Linked DNA regions of Homo sapiens: region 2 is linked to region 1. A link is a loop called in an ENCODE intact Hi-C map of the cell type or tissue named here. Cell type or tissue: psoas muscle. All regions are shown on one strand. Links, peaks and the distances in the headings refer to the core of each region. The heading gives the core; the rest is flanking DNA. Region 1 overlaps COL23A1 (collagen type XXIII alpha 1 chain). Region 2 has its middle 76 kb from the start of RUFY1.

What was found. Peaks named below come from ENCODE experiments on the same cell type or tissue, not always from the same donor. Only the 100,000 strongest peaks of a DNase experiment are listed, where the experiment ranks them.
Region 2: a loop joins it to region 1, with 4 times the contacts of the local background. A loop is called at or near these places in 1 of 110 quality-filtered maps.

What each region holds. Positions count from the first base shown.
Region 1 is chr5:178,308,113-178,319,396 of GRCh38, reverse strand. All of the region lies in intron 2 of COL23A1 (collagen type XXIII alpha 1 chain), which reads left to right. Among named protein-coding and RNA genes, the nearest start is that of PHYKPL, 81 kb to the right of the region's middle. RefSeq lists an enhancer at 6,286-6,788. In psoas muscle, for the core only: no CTCF peak of the experiment used is centred there; DNase peaks (open chromatin) are centred at 6,366 and 6,656.
Region 2 is chr5:179,469,029-179,480,312 of GRCh38, reverse strand. No RefSeq gene overlaps it. Among named protein-coding and RNA genes, the nearest start is that of RUFY1, 76 kb to the left of the region's middle. RefSeq lists enhancers at 6,928-7,427, 7,428-7,929. In psoas muscle, for the core only: no CTCF peak of the experiment used is centred there; no DNase peak of the experiment used is centred there; H3K27me3 peaks cover 438 bases.

The DNA.
Region 1 (11,284 bases), core at 1,843-9,842:
GAGCTTTTCATTCTCTGAAAGCAATAAATCCTGGCCTTCGTTAAGTTCAGAGGAGTACATGTGTCAGTGATTAAGACTCGGGGTGAATGGAGAGTTGAGGAATTTGTGATCTTTGGGGTGTGCTGGTTTACATGCGCCTCTCTGGAGCCTGTTTTCCAACAGGAAACAAGATCCCAGGAGATGACAGGCTCTGGGGCAAAGCTTACTTGCGCTAGCACAGATCTGGGTCTGACCAAGCCCAAAGCCACAGGCCACCAGCCCATGTAGCAAGAGCCATATCCCCAGCCCCCCACCCACCGCTGGCCACCCAGCACCGACACAGCCTGCACCATGGCTGTACCTGCCGCCTGTGAGGGTACCAGCAGTCCTGCTGCCAGCGTTGGCAACATGCTTCTTTGTAGCCAGCACCTGCCTTCACCTGGCTACAGGCTCTTTAAGTATTCAGGTTCACCTGACCTCCACCCTTGAGAGCCCCTTTCCTTTTTTTTTTTTTTGGAGATGAAGTCTTGCTGTATCGCCCAGGCTAGAGTGCAGTGGCACAATCTCGGCTCGCTGCAACCTCTGCCTCCCAGATTCAGGCAATTCTCCTGCCTCAGCCTCCCGAGTAGCTGAAGTTACAGGCGCCCGCCACCACACCCGGCTAATTTTTTGTATTTTCATTAGACATGGGGTTTCGCCATTTGGGCAGGCTGGTCTCGAACTCCTGACCTCAGGTGATCCACCCACCTCGGCCTCCCAAAGTGCTGGAATTATAGGTGTGAGCCACCGCGCCCGGCCGAAAGCCCCTTTCTGGAGTCGCCCCACCCCTCCCCTTCCTGTCCAGGTCTGCTGGCTAGTCCGGCCCCTTCGGCCCTTCAGAGATGTTCTCATGGCTCTGAGCCCCTGTGGGCAGGAAGGGTCGTAGTCTCAGGCACGCTGAGGGGCTTTCCCCTCTTCCCATCGGTTTTGCTCAGTCCTCCCTTCAGCTGCCTGGGCCGAAGGGTCTGGGGAGGGGCTCTGCCAGGCCTGAGAAATGGCCTGTGGCTTAGCTCCCCATCGTGGCACCCACGTGCCTTACATCTGCCAATCAAAAGGAGTCCCAGTCAGTACCTCTCCCTTTAAGTCTCTGCTGGAAGGCACCGAAGGCTGGGGGCTTTCAAAAGGCAGTGCTTCTGACCCCACAAATGTGTGAGAAAACCCAGCACAGGTGCCTAGCCTATTCCTGCGGATTCTGGAAACATGAACAAGAGGGCCTTTTTTGGTAGATCACTGAAGATTTGTGGTTATTCATGACATAGCATAATTGTGGCAACAGTTGAATGATCTACCTGTGGCTCTCTTTGTCCCTCCCTGATACGGTGTGGCTGTGTCCCCACCCAAATCTCATCTTGAACTGTAGCTCCCATAACTCCCACGTATTGTGGGAGGGACTCATTGGGAGATAATTGAATCACGGGGGTGGTTTTCCCCATACTGTCCTTGTGGTAGTCATCGAGATCTCGTGGTTTTATATAAGGGGTTTCCCCTTTTGCTTGGCTCACATTCTGTCTTGCCTGCCACCATGTAAGATGTGCCTTTCACCTTCTGCCATGATTATGAGGCCTCCTCAGCCACATGAGTCCATTAACCCTCTCTTTCTTTATAAATTGCCCATTCTCAGGTATGTTTTTATTAGCAGCATGAGAACTGGCTAATACGCTCCCCAACCCATTGGCAAGGCATAACCTGGGCGCCACTCTCAGAGATCTTACAATGAAACATGAAAGAGGAGTGTTATTCAGTAGTGGCCATGTTTACATAAGAAAAACAAAGCATGGTCTGTGTCTTCAAGATGTTCATGATTGTGTTGATAAAGAAAATCTGCATACCTCCAACAAAAGGTAATTTTGATCAGTGTATCTTGACTAGTGGCGTATATTGGTGTTGCTGAAGAACCTTTTCAAAATGTGCATGTTTTGGTGCCAGGCAGGACTCACTGAATCTAACAATTCTAGGGGTTTGGCCTAGGGATATACATTTTAGAAAAGCAACTCAGGGAATTCTAATGCCCTTGCCTGGTTAACAACCAACAGTAAAGGCTAAATAAAGCAAACAGGATATTTGTGCATAAGTGCAAATGAGTGAAGGAGAAACATGAGGTTAGTAGAGTCCAGAGTTGTCTGTCCTGAAGGGCTTAGAAAGGTGGGATCTGCACAGTCCTTGAAGAATAATAGGATTTAAATAAATAGAAAGACAGGTGGGGAAGCAGGCAGAGAGAATATCACAAACTCTAGCATGTGGATTGTAATTAATATGGCATGACTAGAACAGAGACTGACTTATTTATGAATGTATTTATTTATTCTGTAAGCATGTCTTTAGCATTTACTGTGTCAAACATTAGTCTGAGTTTTTTAATAAATATTAACTATCATAACAAAACTATGAGATAAGCAGTAGTATCAGTCTCACTCCATAGAATAAGCCGACCAGAGTGGAAGACTCGTATACTCTCTAGTGATGTAACTCACTCAGAATTTTGTATTTGATAGAAAAACTGTTAATGCCAAGCAACGTTTTTTTTTTTTGCAAAGAAGTCCACAGACTTCAATGTTGCAGTCCACTACCTTGAAACTAGATCTTACTGTTATTATTAGTTTGTTTGAGCGTATGTGGCTTACAAAAAGAGATGGATAAAAGCTAAGAAAGAGAATAAAACCATTTTAAATATCACTGTGGTTGGAATTTTTCCTTACTATAATTCTAGTTAAAATAGTTTGATTCCAATAAACAAGATCCCTCTTCCTAGAAAATGTATTCATGCTTTACTCCATTTATAAAGGCATGAAGGCACAGACTTCTCTTAGTAAGTGAAAAAAATCGGGAATTCTGTCTGGATAGGAGCACTTCTAAGCAAGGTAATTATCTAAGGAAAGAACTGTTCAATGAGTCTCCAAAGCTCCACACTGAATTTGATGAAATCCAGCCAAGGCTTAATTTTAATCGTTCAAATTTCGTTAAAACTCTGTATATCATAAATATTTTATAGGATACATATTTTCTTATTAAACTAATAAGAGTCATTCCAACCTTACGTTTTTCATTCTGGAAATCTCTAGACAGGTTACATTATATTAAGAAGGTAACAAACCCAGACGTATTTCATATATGTTTCTTTGTTTTTCAGAATACTTTCTAACTTCTTTAGGTCTATCTAATTGATTCCTATCTAGAAGTAAATATCTAAGAATCATCGAATTACGAACGTGTATTAGTGGATATAACATAAGTTTATAGTGCTGGAATGACCATCCGTGAAGACCAGTTGGATTCTAAGTAGAATTATATTTAAACTGCTTAAACAAATACCTCTCTAACTTTTCTTCACACAGCTTCAGAAGAAAAAAAATTTAACACAGTTTCCGCAGTAATACATTCTCTGGGTTTTATGTTCAGCTAAGATATGCTGTATTAAAAAGTAGGTGAATAAAACCTATTGTTTACCTCGTAATAATTTGAGACTACAAGATTGTTGTAATCTAATCAAAGGAATCAAGCTAATCAAGGAATACAGTGCTTGTTTTTTTATTAGCAATTATCAGTTTATTTTCTCTGGAGGATACCATGACTATGAATAAAAGATTATTTGTCTTGAAAAAAAAAAAAAAAAAAAAAAGTCAGTGCTTCTACTAGAAAACGTTGATGCTTTTCCTCCCTGGGCAACCTCAGCCCCTTGACTGGAGGCACTGACAAGAGCTCTGACAGTCTGATCCGGAGACCGTGACCAGCCCTTGTCCCCTTCCCGTGCCCTGCCCCTTCCCGTCCTTCTTGTTGCACCCTCTGGGTGGGACATTCCATGTTTAGCTCTGGTGCCAAAACCACAGTCATTTCCCTGAAAAGGAAGAACTTAGGAGGGCATCACTGGTGCAGGCAAACGCCCTGGCCTGACCAGCTCTGAGCCTTGGATGGTCCTTTTGCCTGTGGGCCTCAGGGTTTTTATCTGTAAATGGGGCCAATCTTGTACATCTCAGAATTACTCGAGAGGATTGAGGAGATGGTAAAAGCCCCCAGCACGTGGCCTGCTGGGCTCAGCCCGTCAGCAGGTCCTACCATCCCCAGCCCACCGGGCACCCCCTTGCCTGAGCCCTCCAACCGGAGCCCTTGGGGAGATGCTCTTGGAGCTCCAGAGAACACGGTGTGTTGGGGCTGCAGCACGGCTGGTATGTCACCAGGATGCGTCATGGGTCCGGACTCCTTAATCCCATTGGAAAAGCTTAACTAAATCCGCTCCTAACTCAGGGAGAGGAACCAGCCCAGAAACTGCAGGCATTTTGGATGGCACAAGGAGGGCATGCTATGCATAAAGGGGGCTGGAGTCGTCTCGGGTCTCCAGGGCTGCCGATCACACTGGCCTTGTAATTAGACATTTAATTCACAGACCTCTGAGAGACATCCTGGGCAGCTTAACAAATGCCAAGAAGAGGTTATGAAAACCGTGGACTATTTAACCTCTCTCCTTTAATAAGTATCTTCTTCAATGAGAGAGAGCCAGGCAGTGTTTAAGGACATGACTCTCAATCAGAACTGCGTGACTCTACCGGCTACCAGCGTACGGCCTCAGAAAGCCCATTAACCTCCCTGTGCCTCAGTTTCTTCATCTATAAAATGGAGATAACAGTAACAGCCTTCCTCATGGGTTTGAGGTCAGGAATATGTGAGTTAATACCGTAGACTCGAGATTGGGGCCAAGTGTAAAGTTGACACTCGATAAATGGTGCCGGCGGCTCTTGCTTTTATTAAACACTGTTGCAGGCCGCTGTGGTTGTCTGGTATCTGGTGCTGTCAGCTCCTTTGTAGAGCACATGAATGTCCACATTTGAGGCCCTCTGTGAATGTGACACTGGGGACACCTACCACCCCAGCCCCTCCTAACAGGGCCCTATTCATTCATCCACCGAATGGCACCGTGTCCAAGCCACCTTAACCAGCTCTGGTCACTGGGGTGGTCGGGGTCTGTCACCAGCCTGGACAGTAACCGTTGTTCCAAACAAACATGACGAAGACGAAGACTATGGCGGTGCCTTAAAACCCTGGCAGCCTGTGGTGTTGGCTTTCCAGATGGCTTCAGGACTTTCCCACAAGCAGCAGGACCCAGCGCTGTTCGGCTCCCGGTTCAGCATGATGGATGGTGGAAGATGACTCTGGGGGGGACGTAAGCAGCTTCGGAATGAACTGTATTTGTTGAGCAAGAGGCTGTGATTTTAATTCCTGGAGGACCACAGTGCCCGCAGCACTGGCTGAACCAGAGCAAGCTGGCCAGCCTCTCCGGGTCTCAGTGTCCCCTCCAGGAGCAGTAGGGTCCCCAGGCCCACCTTAGAGACACCCACCGGGACACACCTACTCCTTCACTCCTCCAAGGGACAGAGGGCTTTGTGAGGCCAAGCTGGGAATGTGCAGAGAGAATGCTCCCTTGTTGGGCAGTTTTCAGCTCTGAGGTTGGTCTGAGACTTGTAAAACAAATGAAATGGTCTGGGGAGATGTTTTAATGATCTGGTCTCGGAAGCTCTTTTCCAGGGACCTCGCTTGCCTTCTCTGCTCAAGGTGCACCCCCTGATGGCCCTGAAGCCCCAGCAATCTCATAGAGCTCCAGACTGAAGGTCTGGGAGGATTCAGGCCATCTCACCCCACTTCCTCCCAAAGTTCTGGGAAGAGGGTCATATAAAGGGGCTTCCAGTGGTGTTGAGAAGGACCAGGTCTGAAGGGACACTCGACACGTGGTGGGATGAGAAAATCTTGGCCATGGTCACACTGGAAATCACACACAGATGTTCAGGGGACAGACTCCGAAGTCACACAGACCCGGGTTCCAGTTCCAGTTCCGCCATTTCTCCACTGTGTGACCTTGGGGATGCCATCCTCTGTGACTCCACAGTGCCGGGCTCCTCACACGGGACACTGCTGTGGCTGCCAGCAGCATCCCCACAGTCTCCATCAGGACGGCCCGGCTCACAGCCTCGCTCAGGGGTAGCTGAGACCCCTGGGGTGTTTGTTTTGTTTTCTTTAATTGTGATAAAATACACATACCATAACATTTCCCGTCTTAACCATCCTTAAGTGTACACTTGAGTGGCATTCAGTATGTTCACATTGTCACGCACCCGTCACCACCACCATCCCTCTCCAGAACTCTTCATGTTGCAAAACGGAGTCTCTGGGCCCACCGACTTCCCAGTCTCGCCTCCCCTAGCCCAGCCCACCGATGGCACCCCCTATTCCACCTTCTGCCCCTGTGAATCTGGCGACTGCAGGAGCCTCCAGAAGTGGAATCCTTCCGTATTTGTCTTTCTGTGTCTGGCTTACTTCCCATCGCGTGACGTCCTCCAGGCCCATCATGCTGCAGCGTGCGCAGGAACTCCTTCCTCTCCAGGGCTGACTCACGTCCCGCTGTATCAGTGCACGTTCTGTTTGCTCATTCTTCTGTCCGTGGACGTTTGGGTTGCTTCCACCTTTTGGCTGTTGCGCCTGGTAGTAATTCTTGACTTCTGTGGGGCTCAGTTCCCCTGATCTATAGGAAGAAAAGAGTAGAGAGAAATGAAAGCACTTCACAGACTGTTGTGTGGATTCCATGAACCCCCTGTCCTCAGGGGCTGGCTGAAGGGAGGATCAGGGTTGGGCTGAGGGCGGAGCAACCAGTCAGGAGCCCACAGGAAGCAGCCAGGCCAGTAGGGTGAGAGGGAGAGGCCTGGGCAGGCTGTCCCCAGTGCGGCTGAGGTGGGGTGGCTGCAGGTTTGTGAAGGGACCTTGATAAGACGGGCATTGCTAGAGGGGACGTCCTTGGGGAGGGAGGTGCCGGGAGGGCTGGGCGGGGGGAGCCACTTAGAGAGCCAAATCCTTGCAGCTCAGGCCTCAGAGGAAGCCTGTTGGGGTTCGAGGCCCCCCTTTGGAGTTGATCAGCGGCGTGAGTTCTCCACCCCAACCAGAGATGAGATTTTTATGAGTTAGAAATGGTTTCCTTTTGTCTGGCCTCCAACAGTGCTGAGAAAGCCGTAGGCCTCCCTGGAGTTGTTTACTGTGCTGATGCTGCTCTCAGACGTCCAGAGTCATTGGGCAACGAGCTGGAGCCCTGGCTGGCCTGTGCTAGACCTGGCACCCTGAAATTTCATTGAGAAACCTCATTCCCAAAGAGCTCAGCCTCTGCATTCTCATCCAGAGGTTCACAGACAGGCAGTGATTAGGGACACGGGAAAGCTCCCGGCTTCCCACGGGGCTGCCCTTGCACTTTGCTCAAAGTGCAGTCAAGGGCTCCGTCGGCGTCTCAGCACCTCGAACCTGCCTGCAGTGTTGCTGAGGTGCAGTCACTGTGTCTCCAGCTTCACCCACCTGGGGACTCATAAGAACCAGTTACGCAGGCCGGGCGCGGTAGCCCACACCTGTAATCCCAGCACTTTGGGAGGCCGAGGCAGGTGGATCACCTGAGGTCAGGAGTTCGAGACCAGCCTGGCCAACATGGTGAAACTCGGTCTCTACTAAAAATACAAAAATTAGCCAGGCATGGTGGCGCGTGCCTGTGGTCCCAGCAGCTCGGGAGGCTGAGGCAGAGGAGTCGCTTGAACCTGGGAGGCGGAGGTTGCGGTGAGCCGAGATCACGCCACTGCACTCCAGCCTGGGCAACAGAGTGAGACTCCGTCTCAAAAAAAAAACAAAACAAAACAAAACAAAAAACAGTTACACAGTGGCTCAGGCCTATAATCCCAACGCTTTGGGAGGCCATGGTGGGATGATCACTTGAGCCCAGACGTGTGAAGCTGCAGTGAACTGTGATCACGCCACTCCAGCCTGGGTGACAGAGTGAGACCCTGACACACACACACACACGAAAGAACCCACTTACATTAAAGCCCCGCATTACACACACACACACACACACACGCGCACACACACACACACACACACAGAGGAAAGAACCCACTTACATTAAAGCCCCGCATTGTGATGGCCCAGAGGCCCCTGCAGCCAGTTATTTCTTGGGGTCCCAAAGAAGCACCCCTTTTGTACCCCAGGCTGGTGTGTCTGCTGCCAGCTCATCTGGTTCATGATTCCGCAAGGCAAGTCTAGTTGCCACCACTCCCAAACCTCTATCCTCCCGAGTTGGAAACTCTAAGGTTCAATGAGGTTGAGTAAGTTGCTCAGAAGACACAGCTTCCCCACCAGTCAGGTTCTTCCCCTCCTGCTCTGGCATACCCCTCGCCCCAGCCTCTGAAAAGAAGTTTTGCAGATGCCACTGTGGTGGCACCCACGGTGAAATACTGTCGTTCCCCAGCAGCCAGCCCCTAGCTCAGAGCCGTGTGGGTCCCATGCAGAGTGGGGGACAGTGGCCTTCTCCCAGCCCAAGGTGGTCTTCAGCGCTAGACCCTCTAGCTGGGACAAGTTTTCCAGCAGCATCCGTGGGCAAGACCTGTCCTATCCCTTGCAGCCTCAGTTTCCCCTTCTCCACATGAGCAGATCAATCAAGACAGACTCCCAGTGCCTTCCTGAGTGTCTGAGTCTCAGGCAGCAGCAGGAAAGGTTCTTCTGCTTGTAGAAAGAAGAAAAACAAGAAACAAGCAAAAACTCTGAGGCCAACCACCTGGCCAAAGGCCTGGTTTTGCTTGTTGGAGCCAGGTCTTAGCTGCAGCCAAGCTGGCCCTGCTCTCCCAGGGGCCGGGGCAACCTGCTCCACACCAGGCCCAGATGCCCTGGGGCACAGCCAGCCCCAGCAAAGGGACCACATCCCCAGAGGAACAGCCTCCCTGGTCGCCAAGGCCGCCTGCCCGGTAGCTCAGCATATGGGACACAACTGTCCTTGCACTTGGGAGCCACAGACTATGAAGGGCTCCAGGAGGCTCTAGCAACACAGCCTTAGGTGGGCCCCTTCACCTGGCTTAGCCCCAGAGTTCTCATCTGTGCAGGGAACACTAGCACCTTCTTCAGAGGACTGGCGAGGCAGAAGGTGAGCCTGCGGGGCGGGCACAGGGAGTCCTGGAGGAAAAGGGTCCCAAGTTCATGCTCACTGGGTGAGCAGCCGGCTTGGCACCCAGTAGATGTTGAACCCAGGTCACTGCCCATGGTGGGCTCTCGGCACCTGATAGTCCAGAGACTCAGGAGAGGCCGTCCGTCCTGCCCCCACTCCTGCGGCTCCTGCAATCCAGTCTCCAAGCCCGCCTGGCCTCTCTGTTGGTGGAAGCAGTGGAGTGGGAGCCCACAGTCAGCAGGGAGTGCAGCTCCGGCACACTCGCCCTCTCCCAGGGCCTCACCGCCTGTCTTCTCGCAGTCCGGGAAAGGAAGGGTGGAAGGCACTCCCTATCTCACTGGCACGTCACATCAGACCAGGTGGCCCTGTGTCTCTCCTAAGCCCTGGAGCTTGCTGGACTTGCAGTCTTTTCAGGAGAATCCCAGAAGCAGTGAGGAGACCTGAGGCCTCCCTGCCTGTCCCCTTCTCCCTCCCTCCCTCTCCCCCCCGCCCTTCCTCCCCTGAACACACATCACTTGGTCGTGTCCTGCAGTGGGAGTTGGGGACACAGAGCTGCCTGAGATGCAGAGTACATACTGCAGGAGGTCCTTTGTGCCAGGAGGGAGAATCGAGCACAGCAGAGCGAGTGGCAGAGTGGGGGACTGAGTGCAGGGGCAGCGTTCGCCTGATGCTGAGAAGGAAGGGGTCCAGGTTGGGGGCTGGGGCAGGATGATGCCCGGGGGGGGGTCTCTGGCTTGACTGCTTGGGTGCTGCTGGGACCTGCAGGTAAGTAACAAGGGAGGCAGGGGGCGCGTGGGAAGTCGGGAGGTGAGCTTGAGTTTGGAAGTGGTGCCTCCCAGTGGAGTTGGACATTTAGGTACAGAGCTCAGAATAAAGGGTAGACCGCTTGTCCATCTGCAAGTCGGTCACATGGCGCCCCCAGCACCGTGCCTGGTTAGGATCAGCCCTCAGGAGTGTGCATGACCAGCTTCATTCTCTCCCTCCACGAGGGCCCTATTCAGTCGGGGTCACATCCAGCCTGCCTGGCCTGCGGCTCACAGGCCCTGTATGCTCAGCAACACCCCAGTCCTGCCCAGCTCCAGGCCTGCAGGGGGCATCGCCCAGTGACCCTGGGAGGCAGGCACCCTACCCTGCCTGGGCAGCTGCCCACCCTGCCAGCATCCCTCCCCATCAGCCTCTGCCTAACCATGCCACCCAGGAGAGCCACCAGACAAATCCGTTAGTTCAGCTGCCCCAACACAGGCAGATGTCTTCATCTGGCTTCAGTTACCCAGACGGAGAACTTCCTAGTCGTACCCAGTGATTCCCATCAGGAAAGCACAGTGCTGCATTGCTTCGGATCTAGCAGAGTCTGGCTACTTCCCCCATTCCTGGCCCCTTTCCTGCCATGCCCCCTCACTCTGCCTGGGGCCCGGGGCCTACTGCTTCGCTGGGCCGAGCACAACCTGAGGCCTGGCAAGAGCCCCGAAGCTTTGTGGGTGGCCACTGGGCCTTCTTCCTCCTACAGCCCGAGGAACATGGTGCTGCGTGTGCCGGGGGGCTCCCGTTCCCGTACCTCGCTCTCATTGAAAACAGGCCCAGAGAGGAGGAAAGCCCCCCCCGAGAGTGCTGACCTGCCCCCCAAACCTGGGGCTTAGTTAATAACCAGGGCCAGTCATCCGGTGTGACTGGCTCTGGAGGTTCCCAGGCACCATCAGCCCCGCACAGGGCACTGGGGAGGAGACCAAGGCAGGTGTTTGGGCCACAACTGGTCTGAGATGCTGGTGGGACAAGCACGTGGAGATAGGAAGGTAATTGGCCGGACAGTGTGGGTGTCGCAGGCCTCGGCCAGGAGCATGGGCCTGGAGGTGCCTCATAAGCTGTAAACCCACACAGTATGAGGAGCTGTTGTCTGTTCTGAGGGTCCCAGAGTCCTAGCCTCACCAGCTCAACACAGCCCCTGGCAATTCCAGCATAAACCCCAAATTCAGGGTCTGTGTCCAGGATGGGAGAAAACCAAGGGCTACGTCCCTGGCATGCACTTTTGCCCTTAAAACTCAGGGGAGCAAGAAGTAACATGTTTTTCATTTTTAAGTTTTGTTTAACAATCCTCACCTCAAGTCCCCTGTCCCTGAGGCTGGCAAGAAATTCATTCTCGCCTCACCCCTGGGCCTGCAAATCTTTTGACGTGTCGTGTAGCACTGAGGGCCCCTCTCCACCTGAAGGGATCTCTTCTCTCTCGCTGTTTCTCAGAGACTGGCCCTCCCTCCTCCCCTTCCCTTAACAAAAGTCGAGAAGCACCTCCCACAGGACACACAGACACAAACATACATACAC
Region 2 (11,284 bases), core at 2,199-10,198, 1.2 Mb before region 1:
GGAGTGCAGCGGTGCAATCTCGGCTCACTGCAAGCTCCGCCTCCTGGCTTCAGGCCATTCTCCTGCCTCAGCCTCCAGAGTAGCTGGGACTACAGGCGCCCGCCACCACACCCGGCTAATTTTTTGTATTTTTTTTAGTAGAGACGGGGTTTCACCGTGTTAGCCAGGATGGTCTCAATCTCCTGACCTCGTGATCTGCCTGCCTCGGCCTCCCAAAGTGCTGGGATTACAGGCGTAAGCCACTGCGCCCGGCCAGAAAACAGGCTCTCATGGGGCCTCCCGAAGGAACTCTGCTCTGTCCACCCACTTTGGACTTCCCATCTCCAGAACTGCAAGACAATACATTTGCTGTTTTAAGCCACTTACATTTGTGATAATTTGTTATAGCAGCAAGAGGAAGCTAATGCAAACCCTACCAAAAAAGAGCCAATTTGATATATATTTATACATCCACTTCATGATCCATAGGTGTCTCTGTTCTTTGAATTCTCCTTTAAACTAGTTGTGGTAGCTTACTGATTTTTTCATTCATTCACGAGTTGAGTCAAATATTTTAAATGTGTGTATTTTTATTTATTTGTTTATTTATTTCGGAGACAGTCTCACTCTGTAACTTGGGCTGGAGTGCCGTGGTGTGATCACGGCTCATGGCAGCTTTGAACTCCTGCACTCAGGTGATCCTCCTGCCTCAGCCTCCTGAGGAGCTTGGACCACAGGCACATGCCACTATGCCCGGCTAATTATTTTTTAATTTTTGTAGGGACAGAGTCTCAGCATGAATGAGAAGAGACAGCAGACACGAACACTGAGATGACACAGATGTTAGAATTATCTGATAAGAATTTTAAAGCAGCTGTCATAAAATGGTGCAATGTGCACATTATGAATGCGCTTGAAACCAATGAAAAAGGAGAAAGTCTAGGCAAAGAAATAGATGATATTAAGAAATAAATGAGGCCAGGCACAGTGGCTTATGCCTGTAATCCCACCACTTTGGGAGGCCGAGCTGGGCGGATCACCTGAGGGAGTTTGGGACCATCCTGGCTATCACGGTGAAACCCCGTCTCTACTGAAAATACAAAAAAATTAGCCGGGCATGGTGGGGTGCACCTGTAATCCCAGCTCCTTGGGAGGCTGAGGCAGGAGAATCACTTGAACCCAGGAAGCAGAGGTTGCAGTGAGCCAAGATTGCGCCACTGAACTCCAGCCTGGGCGAAAAAGAGTGAGACTCCATCTCAAAAAAAAAAAAAAAAAAAAAAAAAAGTAAGGATAAAATATAGAATAACAATATAAAAACTCAATGGATGGGTTTAACAGCAGAATGGAGAGGATGGAGGAAAGAAATCCATGAACTTGGAGGTACAATGATATATATTATCCAATCGGAATAGCAGAAAGAAAATAGCCCGGAAAAAACAACAACCCATTAGCAAGTCACTGCTGAAGGGCAGGGCCTTCACCTTCCTGTTCACTAAAGTATGCCAAATGCTCTGTCCAGCACCTGGCATACGGTAGGCACTCATATTTGTTGAATGCTCTAATGCCCTGTGCGTGTGGATTCCCCTTTGTCAATGTTTTTGTTTGTTTGGTTTTGGTTTTGCTTTTTACCAGTTTAAGTGAAGTGTTTTTTCTGAAGGCTCTGAGACAGAATTGGATTCATGCCTCTCTCCTGGCTTCTGGTGGCTGCCGCAATCCTTGACCTTCTTTGGCTTTTGGACGCATCACTGCCACCTGTGTCTCCGTCTCCACATCGCCTTCTCCTCTTTGCCTTTTGTCTCCAATGTCCTTCTTCCTTTTCTTACAGCTGTCATTGGATTCAGGGCCCACTTTGACTCCAGGATGATCTCAACTCGAGACTCTTCATTACAGTTGTAAGGACCCCTTTCCAAATAAGGTCACACTCACAGTTCCAGGGGTTAGGAGCTGGACATACATTTTTGGAGGCCTATTCACCCCCTACAGAGATGGAAAACAGACGAGTGGCTGTCAGAGGTTAGGGATGGTGGGGACATGGCTGTGTAGGTGACTATCATGGGGTGGCTCCCAAGGGTGATTTTTGTGGCAATGGGACAGTTTTGTATTTTGATTGTAATAGTTACATGAAACTACACATATGATAAGATGACACACATTGGGTCGGGCTTGGTGGCTCACGCCTGTAATCCCAGCATTATGGGAGGCTGAGATGGGCAGATCACCTGAGGTCAGGAGTTAGAGATCAGCCTGGCCAACAAGGTGAAACCCTTTCTCTACTAAAAATACAAAAACTAGCCAGGTGTGGTGGCGGGCTACGTATAGTCCCAGCTACTCGGGAGGCTGAGGCATGAGAATGGGTTGAACCTGGGAGGCAGAGGTTGCAGTGAGCTGAGATCGCGCCACTGCACTCCAGCCTGGGCGAGAGAGTGAGACTCTGTCTCAAAAAAGAAAAAAAAAAAAGATGACGCACATTGCACCAATGTCAATTTTCCCGGTTTTGATGTTGTACCATAGTTATGTAAGATATTGTCACTGGGAGAAACTGTGTGAAGTGTAAATGGGGACATCTCGATACTATCCTTGCAACTTCTGTGAATCTATAATTGTTTCCAAATAAAATGTTCAACAAAACCCTACGTGCACATGCACACACAGACACAAACATAAGCAAAGTCAAAAGACAAATGACAAACAGGCAAAAAAATTCTTTTCTTTCCCAGAACAAGACCCAAATTGATTCAGCAGACATTTTAATTAGGAAATCCTATAAATCAGGACCACTTTTAATTTCAGACACTCCGTTATGAAGCGTACATCTACATCTGGAGGATGAACAGGCCATTGAATCTCTTAAAAACTGGCTTTGCTACCTTCGCATTTGGGGGTAGGACCTTCGTAAGACACCATTAAGCTTCAAAGGGCAAAGCCTGTGATTTCTCCTCGGGGAAAGCCACATTTTAAAACCAGCTTCGGTCACAAAGAACAGCTGCATGGGAGAAGGAGACAAACCGCACGGGGAGGATGTGCAGAGCCTGAGGCCCACAGCTTCACAGAGGCCAGCACAGAGCAGAAAAACATCCAGGGTCTCTTGTCCATTCCTACAGACACCAGCAAGGATGGAATAAGAAAGTTGGGCTGGGAGGATGGGAGAGAGGCTCAAGAGATTGTTTAGGTGGGCCCAGTGGCTCACGTCTATAATCCCAGCATTTTGAGAGGCCAAGGCAGGAAGATTGCTTGAGGGCGGGAGTTTGAGATCAGCCTGAGCAACATAATGAGATCCCATCTCTACACAAAAATACAAAAATTAGGCGGGGCGCGGTGGCTCATGCCTGTAATCCTGGCACTTTGGGTAGCCGAGCAGGGGGTGGATCACGAGGTCAGAAGTTCAAGACCAGCCTCGCCAAGATGGTGAAACCCCGTCTCTACTAAAAATACAAAAATTAGCCAGGCGCTGTGGCAGGTGCCTGTAATCCCAGCTACTTGGGAGGCTGAGGAAGGAGAATCGCTTGAACCTGGGTGGCAGAGGTTACAGTGAGCCGAGACCATGCCACTGCACTCCAGCCTGGGCAACAGAGCGAGACTCCGTCTCAAAAAAAAAAAAAAATTAGCCAGCATGGTGGTGGCATGCACCTGTGCTCCCAGCTACTAGGGAGACTAAATCAGGAGGATCACTTGAGCCCAGGAATTTAAGGCTGCAGTGAGCCAAGATTGTGCCACTGCACTCCAGCCTCGGCAACAGTTTTTAAAAAGCCAGTTTTTAAAAGATTCAATGGCTTATTCATCCCCTAGAGGTAGATGTACACTTCATAACGGAGTGTCTGAAATTAAGAGTGGTCCTGATTTATAGGATTTCCTAATCAAAATGTCTGCTGAATCAATTTGGGTTTTATCTTGGAAGAAAAAAGATTTTTTTTTTTTGCCTGTTTGTCATTTGTCTTGTTGTTTGTCATTTGTGAGACCTTGTCTGAAAACAAAAAAAGGAAAAAGATTGTGACTGCTTCTGAGAAAGCTCCTGGTGTGGCTAGAGTGGCCTTGTGGGAAAAGAACAAATTCTGTAAAGAAGAAAGCAAGAAAAAGCAAGTACTTCTCCCCACACATCCCCTCGCCCGTTTGCGTCCTCTGGAGACTCCAGGCAGTAGCGGAGCACAAACAGGGCTCTTCTCGGCGTGAGACAGAAAAGACACCGCGGTGAGTTAGCTTTCCCAGGAACTGCACGGCCTCCCACCTACAGCCAACCCTGATCTTGAACCGCGACTGGCAGGGTTGAGTCCTTTACAAGCGCACACTCAAATTCAACTCTCAAATTCCCCTTCAAAACTGTCCAGGTCCCTCCAGTCCCCTAAATGGAGTTGACATCTCCCACCTTCTCCAGCCATAAACCGGTGGGAGAAAGGGTCGGCCCCAACCCACCCACGGCCAAGCTTTTACATTTTCTCCCCGACCCCGTAACACCACCTTCACTAAGTTCCTCCACCGAAAATCACAACGAAATGTATGCGTGTCCTCAGTTTTTAGTATTGTTATAGCCCTCAAGATTCCCAACCCTCGGAGCCCTGTCTTTAAAGAATCCAACCTCACGATGCCCCCAAGGGCTAAGACAGGCTCACGGTGATGCCAGCGGCTGCCCCCGCTCTCCCCGTCTATCCCCGGTCTTTGGCCCCGACGGCCACCAGTGCGTTCCTTCCCTGCAGCCCACACCACTTCTCCCACCCAGAGGTGGGGTCTATTTCCTATTCCTTAAATCTGGGCTGACCTTGTGACTTTCTATGACCAAAGGAATGCAGAAGTGACATTTCCTGACGTTGGAATCCAGGCCTTAAGAGGACTGGCAGCTTCTGTTTCCTCCCTCTTGAAAGCCAGCTGCTATGTAAGAAGGCTGACTTCCCTGAGACCACCACGCTGTGAGGAGGCCCCAGCCGAGGTGACGTGGCTATGCAGACGAGCACAAAGGCACTCGACAAGTGAGTGAAGGCTTGGTGGACCATCCAGCTCAGCCAAGCTGCCGGCCAAATGTAGCCGAGTGAGTAAGCCCAGCTGGTAGCAAGTAGAGCAAGAGCCACCCAGCTGTGCCCACTCGACCCGCAGAATCCTGAGGAATAATAAATTATGTCGCTTTAAGCCATTAGGTTTTGAGGTAGTTTGTCATGCAGTAATAGATAAAGATAGCTTTTACTTTCCTAAGAAAGAGACCAAGGACTACAAAGAAAAAATGGGCAAAAGAAAGAAATAGTTCATACAGAATGAAATGCAAATGATCCTTAAACATCAAGAGATGCTCAACCCCAGTTGTAATAAGAGAAATGCAAATTAAATTGCCCTTAGACATCATTTTGCGCAATTCAATTTGGCAAAAATCCAAAATTGTAAAATACATCGTTGGTGTGGCTGTGAGGAAACAGGTTTGGTTGTGGAGAATACAAAATTGTACAAACCTTATGGAGAGCAGTTTGGCATTGCTTATAAAAAATACAAATGTATTGGCCGGGCGCGATGGCTCATGCCTGTAATCCCAGCACTTTGGGAGGCCGAGGCGGGTGGATCACGAGGTCAGGAGATCGAGACCATCCTCGCTAACACAGTGAAACCCCGTCTCAACTAAAAATACAAAAAATTAGCCAGGCATGGTGGCGGGCACCTGTATTCCTAGCTACTCAGGAGGGTGAGGCAGGAGAATGGCGTGAACCCGGGAAGCGGAGCTTGCAGTGAGCTGAGATGGTGCCACTGCACTCCAGCCTGGGCGACAGAGCAAGACTCCGTCTCAAAAAAAACAAAAAACAAACAAACAAACAAAAAAATGTATTTATCCTTTGACCCAGCAATCCTACCTCTGAAAATCTATTCTACAGACAGATATTCACGAGTATAAAATGACCCATGAACGAGGTTATACACTACAGCACTGTTTGTAATGGTAAAAGCTTGGAAACAAGCCAAGGGCCTGCCCATGGGGAGCTGGCTGAATAAACATGAAACACAACTGGAAGAAAGAATAAGGAGCTACTTCAGGATATAGTAAGAAAAAAAAGAAGGTGCAAGATACTGTATCAATGATGTTACCTTTCTGTAAGAAAAGAGTGGAAAATAGGAATAAATATATTTGCATTTCCTTGTTGTAGTTGTATAAAGAAATACAGAAAAATAAACAGAAAATGAATAAAAATGGTTATGTGAGTGTGAGAGAGACAATTGTGGGGAAGATGAAGATGGGAGTTAGAATTTTTTTTGTATAGTTTTATACCCCATTTTAATTTTTAATTTTTTAGAGACACAGTCTTGCACTCTTGCCCAGGCTGGAGGTGCAATGGTGTGATCATGGCTCACTGCAGCCTCGAACTTCTGGGCTTAAGCAGTCCTCTTGCCTCAGCCTCTCGAGTAGCTGGGAATACAGGCACACACCACTATGCCCGGCTAAATACAGGCACACGGCACTATGCCTGGCTAAGTTTAATTAAAAATTGTAGAGATGGGGCTTCGCTATGTTGCCTAAGCTGGTCTTGAACTCTTGGCCTCAAGTGATCCTCCTGCCTTGATCTCCCAAAGTGTTGAGGTTATACGTGTGAGCCACCGTGCCCAGCCTATACTTATTTTATGCCTCATCATGTCATTTTGACTTTTGAACCATGCAAACATGCAACAAATTAAAAGCCAATCTCGGCCCGGCACTGGTGGCTCATGCCTGTAAGCCCAGCACTTTGGGAGGCCGAGGCGGGCAGATCACGAGGTCAAGAGATTGAGACCATCCTGGCCAACATGGTGAAACCCCATCTCTACTAAAAATACAAAAATTATCTGGGCATGGTGATGGGTGCCTGTAGCCCCAGCTACTCGGGAGGCTGAGGCAGGAGAATCGCTTGAACCCGGGAGGCGGAGGTTGCAGTGAGCCGAGATCACGCCACAGCACTCCAGCCTAGGTGACAGTGTGAGACTCTGTCTAATAAAAAAAAAAAAGTCTCAGGTGGAGAATGAAACAGAAGGGAGTGGCTGTTGATGTCGCTGGGATTTCTTTTAAGGATGCTGAAAATGTTCTAAAATTAGATGGTGGTGTTGGTTGTACCACTGTGAATATTCTAAAAATCATTAAACTGTATGCTTCACATGGGTGAATTTTATGGTATGTGGAATATATCTCAATAAAGCTGTAAGAAAAGAAGTAAGGCACACATACACCCCAAAACTTTCAGGAGTGAAAAAGAAGATACATCTCAGGTACAGCAAAGATTAAAATGACAGTAAAAAGTACTATGGCTTTGATACAGAAGTGCTGGGAAGGGAAGGGCACGGTCCCTGGCTAGGGCTCCACCCCCAGGCCTGCGCCCACGGACCTAGGTGAGGACAGGCATTTTTGTTTTCCTGCCCATATATTGCATTTTCCAAGACTACCCTGGCCGGCCACGTCCCTATCCTGTGCCTATAGAAACCCGAGACCCTAGCGGGCAGACACGCAGGTGGCTGGACAGAGAAGCACGTCAGCAGAGGAACACACGGGCGGCTGGACGTTGACAGGAGCACATGGGTTGAAGAGCACGCCCATAGGCACAGGCAGAGGCCGGCACGCCGGCAGGCCATTGACCGGGGGAATGACATGGAGTTTGGCTGAAGTGGTCGGAGAAGAGTCCAGCCGCTGAGTGGCTGACTCCAGGGGAAAACCATCTCCCTTCTGGCTTTGCCATCTTCTGACAGCTACTTCCACTCAATAAAACCTCGCACTCATTCTCCAAGCCCACGTGTGGTCCGATTCTTCCGGGACACCAAGGCACCTGGTACACACCTGGGACACAGAAAGCCCTTTGTCCTTGCAACAAGGTAAAGGGTCTAATTGAGCTGGTTAACACAAGCCGCCTATAGATGGAACACCTAAAAGAGCACATGCAGCCCACGCCCACTGGGGCTTCAGGTGCTGTGAACATTCACCCCCAGACGCTGCCTGTCTGTATGCTCTCCTAGAGGCTTGAGCAGTGGGGCCCTGAAGAAGCGAGCCACACCCCCTGTCACATGCCCTGTGAGGAGGACAAGGGAACCTTCCCCATTTCAACCTGATGCTCATAAACTCAAAACTGTCTAAAACACCTAGAAAATACAATTAATAAAAACCAGCTTAAGGATAAATAGAAAACCTGAATGAAGAGTCTGATAAAATTTAAAGAAATTAGATTATTAATAAACAATCTTTCACAAAAGAAACAGACCGAGGTAAGTTTAAGACCTCTTTAAAGGAGAAGATGGTTTTGGTTTTATATATAAAGTGTTCTGGAGACAAAGAGGAAACATTCTCCAATTCTTTTTATAGTTCGAAAAAGAGAAAATTGGGAGAAAAGTCATTACAGGCCAATCTACTTATGAACATGGATGTGAAAACCCTCTAGGTAAAATATTGCGCAAATCAAATCCAGGCAAAACACATAGTAGTATAAGAGTTCAGGCCGGGCGCGGTGGCTCACACCTGTAATCCCAGAACTTTGGGAGGCCGAGGCGGGCGGATCACCTGAGGTCAGGAGTTAGAGACCAGCCTGGCCAACATGGTGAAACCCCGTCTCTACTAAAAATACAAAAATTAGCCGGGCGTGGTGGCACATGCCTGTAGTCCCAGCTACTCAGGAGGCTGAGGCAGGAGAATCCCTTGAACCTGGGAGGCAGAAGTCGTAGTGAGCCGAGATCGCACCGCTGCACTCCAGCCTGGGCGACAGGGCAGGACTCCATCTTGAAAAAAAAAAGAAATATAACAGGTCACGTCCAGGTTGTTATGTTCCAGAAACTCAAGGTTGATTTAACATTAGAAAATTGACCTGTGAAGTCACCATATTAATAGGCACAGGGAAAAGAGAGCAGATGATATTCTTTTTTTTTTTTTTTGAGACGGAGTCTCGCTCTGTCACTCAGGCTGGAGTGCAGTGGCGCGATCTCGGCTCACTGCAAGCTCCTCCTCTTGGGTTCACGCCATTCTCCTGCCTCAGCCTCCCGAGTAGCTGGGACTACAGGCGCCCGCCACCTCGCCCGGCTAATTTTTTTTTTATTTTTAGTAGAGGTGGGGTTTCACCGTGTCAGCCAGGATGGTCTCGATCTCCTGACCTTGTGATCCGCCGGCCTCGGCCTCCCAAAGTGCTGGGATTACAGGCGTGAGCCACCGTGCCTGGTCAAGAGCAGATTATATTCTTAATAGATGCATGAAAATAAATTGATAAAATGTAAAAACCACTCATGATTGGAAAAAAACTCAAACTCTTAGCAAATCTGAAGTGAAAGAAGATATACACTAACAATCTATGGGAAACGTCACATTTGACAGTGACATACTAGTCGTCATCCTCAGCCAGTCAGGAATACAATCAGATGCCCAGCACGCTGTTTCCACTGGAGATTGTCCTGAGGGCCCCAGACAGTGCAGACAGAGAAGAAAAAGAAACTCAATGTTTGAGAATGAGAAGAAGGGAAAGCAAACTGTAATCACTGTCTAATGATATGATCATATAAATAGAACCTCCCCCAAACTTGCAGACAGATGACAGAATTAATAGGGTGGTTGAGCTAGTTGGTTGATCAATAAACAAAAATCAATTGCCTTTCTACATTCCAAAAAGCAATGAAAAAATCAATTTACCAAAGTAACAAAAAGTATAGGGTGCCTAACAATAAAGCTAGCAAGCGTTCTGCAAGGGACTTCTAAAGGTCCCAGTTTCGATGGCCTCAGGTCCAACCCAAATGTGGCAACAGAGGAGAGAGACGGCGGAGCACGGACTGACATCTCAGACCCACCCTATAGCTCCTGTCAGATTTCCCCTTCATCAGCCTCCAGCATGGTGTCAGAAGGTGTCGAGTTAAAGAGAATATTAAACAGAGCGTGTAGGCAGCTCCCCAGCAGCCACCATCTTAAAAGCCGGCCCCTCATCCTGCCTTCCCCAAGGAGCAGCTGGCGGCGCTGACCCGGCCCAAGGCCTCTGTGTCCCCCAACAGGTGTCTCCGATGACACCTGGTCCCACTCACAGAGCAGGGGGGCACCAGCCGTGCCTGCTGGGTCGGAGGGTGATAATGGACGCAGCAGCTGGCTGGGGATGCTTCTGCCTCATGCTTCCACGTGTTTTTTTTTTTTTTTTTTGAGATGGAGTCTTGCTCTGTCACTCAGGCTGGAGTGCAGTGGCACCACCTTGGCTCACTGCAAGCTCCGCCTCCTGGGTTCACGCCATTCTCCTGCCTCAGCCTCCTGAGTAGCTGGGACTACAGGCGCCCGTCACTACACCCGGCTAATTTTTTGTATTTTTAGTAGAGACGGGGTTTCACTGTGTTAGCCAAGATGGTCTCGATCTCCTGACCTCGTGATCCGCCTGCCTCGGCCTCCCAAAGTGCTGGGATTACAGGCATGAGCCACCGCGGCCGGCCTTCCACATGTATTTTTAAGAAGAATTTTATTTTGCCAATGCGTAATCCTATGGTCTGAATGTTGGTGTCACCCCCAGCTTCATATACTGAAGTCTAGTCACCAACGTGATGGTATCGGGGGTGGGAGGGACCTTTGGGGAGTGATGAGGGCAGAGCCCTCATGAATAGGGCTAGGGGCTATCTATGAACCAGGAAGCAGCCCTCACCAGACGCTGAATTTGCCAGCACTTGATTTCGGGCTCCCAGCCTCCAGAATTGCAAGAAAGAAATTTCTGTCGTTGATAAGCACCCAGTCTATGGTATTCTGTGATGACAGCTGAACGCACTAAGAGAGGCAAAGCATCTACATTGTTAACAAAACAAACCTCAGGGCAGGTGAGAGAGGGGACCCACAGCACATGTAGGAAGTGGCCTGAGCTGCACGCGCCCCACCCACCCCAGGGCCCTGCTTGTCCAGCGTCTCTCTCCTCTGGAGAGGCCCCGTCCCATGCCTGGGCTTGCCCTGCCTCCACCTTGAACAAATCTCCTAGAGGAAACAAAAGGAAGAAAGAGAGCATTTCCCTGGGCAACCTCTCCACCCTGAGAAGACCACCTAAGCTCCTTGATGCCCACTCCCTATCCCACCCTTTGCTCTGAACCTGGTGTGACCCAGGGGCCAGTGGGGGGTCTTCCTGACCCCCAGGGCAGGTCTCCCTATGCTCCCATCCCCAGCCTCGCCCCCACTTCATGATAGAACGTGGCTTTCCCTACAACGGGCAGGGACAGGCCATGGCAGACCACAGCAGTGTGGGGGAGTCTGTAGGGACTGTCTGCATTAGCAACACAGGGTCCCCAGAGCTTAGGTGGCTGACCTTCCTTGGCTGGTGTGGTGCAGGTGAGGGGTGGGGCAGAGAGTGGGGGTCATTCCGGCCTCATAGAGCAGCTCCTGCCAAGGCAT